Linked DNA regions of Homo sapiens: region 2 is linked to region 1. Evidence: chromatin loops called from intact Hi-C (ENCODE). Cell type or tissue: ovary. All regions are shown on one strand. Links, peaks and the distances in the headings refer to the core of each region. The heading gives the core; the rest is flanking DNA. Region 1 overlaps LNX1 (ligand of numb-protein X 1). Region 2 overlaps SCFD2 (sec1 family domain containing 2).

Evidence for each region. Hi-C counts contacts between places; a loop is a spot of excess contacts. Peaks named below come from ENCODE experiments on the same cell type or tissue, not always from the same donor. Only the 100,000 strongest peaks of a DNase experiment are listed, where the experiment ranks them.
Region 2: it touches region 1 in a loop (9-fold over the local background); 4 of 110 quality-filtered maps call a loop at or near these places.

What each region holds. Positions count from the first base shown.
Region 1 is chr4:53,495,241-53,499,637 of GRCh38, reverse strand. It overlaps LNX1 (ligand of numb-protein X 1), which reads left to right. Exons shown (of 11, transcript NM_001126328.3): 5 at 795-997; 6 at 3,244-3,615. Among named protein-coding and RNA genes, the nearest start is that of LNX1-AS1, 2.6 kb to the left of the region's middle. In ovary, for the core only: no CTCF peak of the experiment used is centred there; a DNase peak (open chromatin) is centred at 1,907; H3K27ac peaks cover 3,698 bases.
Region 2 is chr4:53,019,885-53,024,281 of GRCh38, reverse strand. All of the region lies in intron 5 of SCFD2 (sec1 family domain containing 2), which reads left to right. Among named protein-coding and RNA genes, the nearest start is that of SCFD2-AS1, 95 kb to the right of the region's middle. In ovary, for the core only: no CTCF peak of the experiment used is centred there; no DNase peak of the experiment used is centred there; H3K27ac peaks cover 2,257 bases.

The sequences.
Region 1 (4,397 bases), core at 263-4,262:
AGCAAGCGATAAAACTGCAATTCATTCCATTAAAAATGATTCATTCACTTCTATTAATTCAGTAAACTTCAGCTGAAGGCCTCTGCATGCAGAGATATATGCAGAGAACCATGGAACAGCGAGAGTTTATGCCCTCAGGTTTTATGGGCATGATATGAGGTATATAAGAAATGAGTATAAGCTGGGAGAGGTGACTCACACCTGTAATCCCAGCACTTTGGGAGGCCGAGGTGGGTGGATCACCTGGGCTCAGGATTTCAAGACCAGCCTGGACAACATGACAAAACTCCGTCTCCACAAAAAATGTAAAAATTTGCCAGGAATGGTGGCATGTGCCTGTAGTCTTAGCTACTTGGGAGGCTGAGGTGGGAAGATCACTTGAGCTCAGGAGGCGGAGGTTGTAGTGAGACACTGCATTCCAGCCTGGGCAACAGAGTAAGACCCTGTCTCAAAAAACAGAAACAAAAACAAAAAGGTAAAAATAACAATAATGGGTTGAGTGCCATGAGAAATAGCTAGAAAGCTTTATAGGAAGTGGGCTGTTTAGAGCAAGGGAAGGAGGAATCAGGGTAGAGTTTAATTGGAAGGGCCTTGAAGGAAAAATTGGGTTTAAGCTCAGGATGAAAAACATTCCAAGCAGAGAAACTTACATTGACACAGAGGCAGGAAAATGGAAAACATGTATGAGGAAAAATGAATAGTTTAGTTTGGCTGACACTGAAGTTTGGCAAGAAGAGTAGTTGGAAAGGTCCATTGGGTGGGTGTCTTAAATAAACACTCTTTGTCCATTTCAGTCTTTCCAAGGTTGTACCACCTGATTCCAGATGGTGAAATTACCAGCATCAAGATCAATCGAGTAGATCCCAGTGAAAGCCTCTCTATTAGGCTGGTGGGAGGTAGCGAAACCCCACTGGTCCATATCATTATCCAACACATTTATCGTGATGGGGTGATCGCCAGAGACGGCCGGCTACTGCCAGGAGACATCATTCTAAAGGTAGAGACTGTGGCTGTGGGGCTGCAGCAAGGGGCTTGATATAAAAAAATGCTTCTGAGCAAACAATTGGATAGATGGATGGATGAATGAGGGAAATGGTAAAATAAATGTGGATAGTGACTTTCTATCATTTTATGACTCTCTGAGATTTGTCATTTAATTGAGATCTTTGTTTCTCTCTGTCTTGCTCTTTCACTCTCTCCCCCCTTTCTCTCTGTATATAAATATTTATCTGTCTCTATATCATTTTGTCTGTCCACTCTTCTGCCTTCTCCCTTCTAGCTTTTTCAATCTTCCTCTTCATTCCCTTTCTCCACCTCCTCTTTCTCCTTTTATCTCTTTTTTTAAAGAGCATTAATATAAAATAAAACTGGGACATATATTTTCTTAAATTGTTTTTAGAGTAGATTAATAGAACATTTTGTATTTTATTTAATCACAATCATCTACTTTTTGAAAGTCAATTTCCTATAGTCTTACGGCCCTCCCTGAAAATAAAAGTAATCTCTATGCTAATTCCACCAACCCAGAGACATACCAGGGGAGACAGGTGTTGGAATAGAATGCTTTGGGTGTTACTGTCCTCAGAGGCTTGGTTAAGGAGAAGGAGGAATTTTCAGAACAGAAAGGATAAAAAGATCTGTTTACCAGGCAGAAGTCCAATGTTTGCCAAAAGTGCCAAGAAACCCCTCCCTGCTCGTATATTTTCTATCTGACACTCAGATAACAGTTCTATCCCATCCCTTCTAGGTTGCTGAGGGACCGGCTCCTGTCACATTATGAGCTGTTTCTTTGGCAAACTGATTGGAATAAGAGGAGAAATAACCTAAAGCAGTTTTCACAGAAATACTGAAATTCCTGCTGGCCTCCGAGGTGGAGCATAAGACAGGGCCCTCGGGGCAGGCCGCAGTACAATCAGCTACACTGTGCACTGCTGCCTCCCAGTTCTAGTGGAAACTATGCTGCCTGGCAGGGTTGCATAACAAAACATTTTGATTCTTGTGGCCTTCAACTGGAGCTTACAAACAAAAGGGCTGCCAGGACTATTTAGCAGGCAACCCTGACTCCCCTGACCTTCTCTGGGCCCAGAGGTGATGGGGGAACCCGGCCCTGCCACCTCAGGTGCTCTCCTCACCTGTGCTTGGACAAAGGTGGTGAGCTTTGCCTTTGCATGAGGGAGCCTCTGGAGCTGCACCAGAGAACAGGTGATTATATCCTCAAGAAAGGCCTTTGTAAAGCCCATTCCAAGCCTTCTCTAACAATTGGCTGCAAATACAAGAAATCTTATCAAACTACAGAAATTCAAGAAAGTTATTTCTCCTCCATGGGGCCTCTTTCCTCAAACACAGAGTGCAGCAATTGCTGCGAAATTGTTTTCTTCCAACATAGGGGGCTCTGGCTGGGCCTGTGTAGCCAGAGAAATTAAAACCAGAAAGCCCCATGCAGTATCAGCCCTACACATCATTAGTGAGGCACAAATGAGAGGGCCGAGCTTAAGCTTGTTTAAGTAGCTTTATAAAGAGATCTAGCCTTTCAATAAAAGAGCCTGGAAACTTCCTTTCATATCAGTTTGTCTGAAACTGTGCAAGGATTTCTTCCTTTTGCTGAGAACATGGGCAAAAAAACCTTGCAGGGGACCACCCTGAGACCTGACACATTCCCATCCGCACACACACAGTATCACACGCACATACACTCCATCGTGCTCACACACTCAGACCCTCACTCACACACTATCACATCTACATACACACACAGTGGTGAGGACTGGAAGTTCTGGTATGAGTTGACCCAGGGAGAAAAATTCAATTGGAGATTTTTGGGAAGAAAATGTCAACTCGGCTTGAAGAGCTGTTTAATGCAATCATTTGACTGAGGCAAATGGGAAAAATGCTTTTCTTTTGCCTTTTCCTACCTTATCTTCCTTCCCTCTCTTCCTGCCAGCTAAAAAATAATGACAACAGAAATGAAGGCTAGGATTCTGGGAATAAATATGTGGGCTTGGGTAAGAACAAGGTGGAGAAAGATGGTGTCTACTCACAGAGGCCTGGAGAGGTGCTGCAGGCCACGCTTGGAGAGAACAGGGTTAGAAACGCTGTTGGAAGGTGCGGTTATTGGACACAGGATGAGGTGGGAGAGCAGAGCAGTCTTTAAAGACAGGATCCTGGCTTTTCTGTGGGCCTGGATCTTTCAGGAAGGGTTGTGGCAGGTGGAGCTGACCGCACGATTGTTCCACCTGCCCCCAGGTCAACGGGATGGACATCAGCAATGTCCCTCACAACTACGCTGTGCGTCTCCTGCGGCAGCCCTGCCAGGTGCTGTGGCTGACTGTGATGCGTGAACAGAAGTTCCGCAGCAGGAACAATGGACAGGCCCCGGATGCCTACAGACCCCGAGATGACAGCTTTCATGTGATTCTCAACAAAAGTAGCCCCGAGGAGCAGCTTGGAATAAAACTGGTGCGCAAGGTGGATGAGCCTGGGGTTTTCATCTTCAATGTGCTGGATGGCGGTGTGGCATATCGACATGGTCAGCTTGAGGAGAATGACCGTGTGTTAGCCATCAATGGACATGATCTTCGATATGGCAGCCCAGAAAGTGCGGCTCATCTGATTCAGGTGAGTCAGAGGTCATTCCAGGATCCCAGTCAGAAACCCCGGACATGAGCAAGAATGCACATCCCCCTGAACCAGGCACCCTGTCACTACCACATGTGTCATGCAGTGCCTCCCTTTCAAGGAGTCAGGATGGAAAGACCAACATTTTCAAAGCTTCTGCCCAGGTAAGAACATTACTCGGCTGGGCGTGGTGGCCCATGCCTGTAATCCCAGCACTTTGGGAGGCCGAGGCAGGTGTATCACATGAGGTCAGGAGTTCAAGGCCAGCCTGGCCAACAGGGTGAAACCCCATCTCTACTAAAAATACAAAAAATTAGCCAGGTGTGGTGGCAGGTGCCTGTAATCCTAGCTACTCAAGAGGCTGAGGCAGGAGAATCACTTGAAACTGGGAGGCGGAGGTTGCAGTGAGCTGAGATCGTGCCACTGCACTCTAGCCTGAGCAATAGAGCAAGACCCATCTTAAAAAAAAAAAAAGCTATGCCATGCATTCTCCAGGGATCCTATGGACAGAGTAAGTCTTAGTCTCCATGGCTAAGTCCAGGTGACTTCGAAAGCACTTGGAAACCCAAGTATGAACCTGAGAGGAAGCCCCCTAAGAAGAGAGGGACGCAAATTCTTGATCACTCAGGCAAGTAGAGTTCATGACTGTTCAAACTAATCCACTTTTCTGACCAGTATAATGTCATCAAGCACCTGTATGTATTTTGTTGACTTCGTCAGGGTCACTGTTGAAATTTTTTTTTCTTTAGCTTTTTTATTTTAAGATAATTATCAATTAGTAT
Region 2 (4,397 bases), core at 151-4,150, 480 kb after region 1:
AAGATTGAGCCAGCCACCACTTCTTTGGATTTTTTCTGGGGCCAAATGTTAGCCTAGAATCCTTCTTTTTGGGGAGGTAAGTGAATCTTCAAGTCTTCAGGTTTTCTTGTGATGGCTAGCACTTGGTGTCAGGGTTTTAGAAGCGCAGCCACAAGAATTTAATGAAAGCAGACTTCTTGAAACCAGCAGGTTTCCATTGGTTGGTTGTTTCTAGATGCCCAAGAATAAGGCTGCTGCTGACTGTGGAGTTTGTGTTCCAAGCCAGCCTCAGATTCATTTGAATTACAGTGTCTCTAGAACTCTGGCTTGTCATCAGTAGGGCTTCCCTCCACCACCACCCCCAATCTCCCACATTCTCAATGTCGAGATGAAGTTTTCCCTCAAATGATTAACTGCACATGGTAAGAGTATGTCATCCAGTGGTGACAGAGCTCATACTGAACAGAGCTACTGTCCATCTTCAGGTTTCAGTCTAGAAACCTCTGAGACTAGCACTTGCAGTTGCATTTATTAATACTATGCCTCATTCCAAAAGACGTCCAAAGCAGTTTGCAGAGAAACAGACTACAAAAACAGTGATAATACCAGGGCAAAAGAGAATAGAAAACGTGAAGCTAAAGGTATGATAAAGAAAATCATGGACTTTAATTCATGAAATAAAATTCATATGTCCTATATAGATGAGATTGATCTAGATTTGACACAGCTTCCTAGCAGCCAAAGAAAAGTGAGAACTAAGATTAGTTAGAATTTGGGATTGTGAGGAGAGGAAGGGGTCTAATATCACAGCAATCTGCCCACCCAGACACCACTCTGTGAGTAGGGGCTAAGCCTCCTGAATTCTTGGTACCTCCTACGGCCATACCAATATTTTTAGGGCCAGGTTCACATGGGTTCATGATTCCTTTTTCCAAAGCGTACCTTTGGAAACTGATATCCAAGTTTTCCAAAGTGCAGTTTTGGAATAGAGAATTCATTGAATTGGAGTCACAACCCATTGCAGATGTCAACTCCTCATCTTAGCAATATTCATCTTTGGGGGAGCAAATTCAAATCAGAATGAAGGAATGAGATGTAGCTGCAAAATTAAATGTAATATCACAGGAAAGGACTTTTCCTCCCTGGAGTCTAGTTTTACATTTAGACCCACGTACCCATGAGTCTAAGTATTTCCTAAACTCTCTATGCACAAAGGTCTCAAGAAGATAACAACAACTCATGATCACCATAAATTAAATCAATTGCCTGTGATGCACTAAAGAGGTTTAATGTGGCTCTTTTAGCCTTTTGGATAGTTTTCAAAATGCCTGTAGAAGCACTGCTTTATAGATTTACCTTGGCGCCCCATTCATTCATTTATACAATAAATAATTCTCACACTCTTACTATGTGCCAGGCACTGTGCCAAGCACTAGGGATAAAGCAATGAATAAAAATGTCAGTCTCCACACCCCTACAGTTATAATTATTATTTTGTTATTGTTACTTAACATTAAGAAAAAAACTTAACTCTTGTTGCATTTTCTTCTAGCCAACCAACCAGCCTCTTAAGTATTATCTCATTTCTATTTTGATCTCTAAATTACTCTGTGAGGTAGTCTGGCAGGAATTAATCCCCTCTTTAGAGATCAGGAGAAAGTTTAAAACTTGCCAAGGCCACGCAGAGCAGGGATCCAAAACCAGTTCTCCCAACTCTAAGGCCTAAACTTTCTCTCTTAGACTATTCTCCCAATTAGGCATTTTCCCTTCATTTTCTGACCTCCAATTTGCTAGATGGAAAAGGATAAGCAGCTCTTTATGATACTATAAATACAGATATACAGATTTCTCAGAAAACCAAGCAAGCAAAAAGGAATAATTGGAACACACGTTATTTTTAGACTGCTGCCTGATTTAATGTGAGCCTTCAATGACCTTAGAGGCCCTAGATGGGGGATCAGGCATATTTTCAGGGCTGACTTATAGGTGGAGGGGAATAGAAAGATACTGTGTTCTTATTCTTTGTCACTATCAATTTAAAAGTAAATTAAGTCCCCCAGTAAGAGAAAATAACATTTTTCCATGTTTGTTCCTTTTTACATGCATCTCTCAATAGTTAACATTTGACATCCTTTTGCAGTCCAGCCTCCTTTCCCAACTTGCCAGGGATAATATTTTCCCTATTCCCAAAGCCTTGAAGAACAAGAAATTATAGTGGAAGTGTTTCTGACAACAACACAAATCACCTGACAACATCCCCATTGGCATTTACCATCATGCTCTATGATACATGGACCTGTGACCCCCTCCTCATTTTTCACACCAGGATGCTGGCATCCAGTCATTGGGGTAGAACTGGCTCAGTAATGTTTTCCATCTGCTGGCTTGGCACCAGTCATCATAGAGTGTCACCTGGGTTCTGTCTTACAGTTTCCAGGGCCAAGGTTAGGGATGCTACAGAAGAACAACTACATATTCTTCTGTCGGCACTGTGAACAAAACAAGATTTTGCTGAAGTATCTAAAATAAATTTACTGGAGGAAAAAAAGTCTAGTCAAAAAGTTCAGAAATGCTTTTTTCTACCATCTCTCTTCCTTTCTTCTCTCCCACATCTTCAAATCCTGATAGATCTCGAATGTCACCTTCTCTAAGGAGCTTTTCCCAACACCCTCACCCTTGACTTGCCGCTGCGCCCCTGGAGAACTTAATGCATACCGCATTGCATTGCCATTATTTATTTGTATTTTCCTCTCTCCCACTAGACAGTAAACTCTTCAAAGGAGAGTAGCCACTGTATCTTTTAAAGTTCATAACATACAGTATGTTTCTGTTGAGGAAATGATTTGCAAGTTTAGAAAAAATTAGTAATCTCTGTTAGTTTTAAACTAAACCTACAGGAATAAATTATGTTGAAAGTTGCTATTATTAAAAATGAAGTACTTTAAAATGTTTTTCTTCTATAAAATGTTAGAAATAGGAAGTTTATTGTTTTGGGTTTCAAGTTATCCTTTTAAAGATACATTTTTAAAAACAATTGCAATTTTGTGTTGTTGAAACTCACAGGACATGTAAAATTATTCAGGTCATTTAGATTTGACCTCAGACATGTGGCAACTCTGTCATGAATTAAAAGGCCCAATAAGTTTGTGCTTATCATTCTAAAATGGGTTTCTGCTTTACTTGAAAATTTCACATTATTAGTATATTGTCATCTAAAAGATGTACATGCTTAGTCAAGGTAGAGCTCATTTCTAAAAGAATGTAACACTTTTAAAATATCTACCACTTCGATGATGGCTTGCACAGTTTAGGGTTACATGATGAGGTGGCCACAGGAGCAATTCTGGAAGAAGGAATGTGGGGCAAAAATTTCACTTGAACAGAAGCCAAAACCACCCACCCTAGCATTAAGACCCTTCACACCAAATTTTCATCAAAGGGCAGGAACAGGTAGTCATGATTTGCTCTCATTTAAACACAGCCTAGGCACCCTAGCTCCATCTTGTTTAATCCATGGTTCCTAGGACTATATATGGGAAGTCTTTATCTGCCCTGTGTGGCGGTGGTGTATTTCATTTGTACCCTCGGTCAGTCACATGATCCTTCCTATTTGCAGGGGAGGCTGGGAAACGTGGGCTACTGTGTACCCAGGAAGGAAAGGACTGTGCTGAACAGCTATCTAGTCTCTGAGATCTGAAAGCATCTCACAGGATAACTTGTTTCAGGCATAGGGTCATGGGAGTCGATGAGGGTATACCAACACCAGAGCTATTTGAATGATTAGGATTTAGTGACTGACTGGATGGGGATGTAGAAAGACAGATGATAAGACTGACAGTTTCTTAACCTTTCCCTATCTTTGTCCTTTTGAGGCTCTCTGAAAATTATTTCTAAAAAACAACTGGACAAGGTTCTGGATAGTTGTCTGTTGCAAAGTTGTTCTGAAACAGTAACCGATTAACTCACAAGATGTGTGTAAACTGGCTTTCCACATCCACTCTAGATCATGTGAATTTTCAGAGGGACCATAGTTTGATTTGAAAAGGCATCATCTAATTAATGTGAATTAACATTAGCAAGTACAGTACTGTTACAGACACATTAAAGGCTTTACAGAGAAGAAAAGTCATGAAATGACATGCTAATTTAGTATGTGGGCACCGGAAGAGCTATTACCTATTCAAAAATAGTTGTAAAAGAAAAGAATCAGCCAAGACAAGCTGGTTGCTAATGGTTTTAGTGTGGGAGGAGAAAACTGCATTGCAATTCTTGGCTCTGAGTTAGGGTCAGGAAGATCAGTAGCCCAGCGTTGACCTTTGTGTTTGGAATCTTTCATATTGACTCACCAGACGCTTGTAATTTGGTGAGCCAGATAACAGAAATGTAGACAAGGTCTCTGTGCCTGAACTTTAAACCTC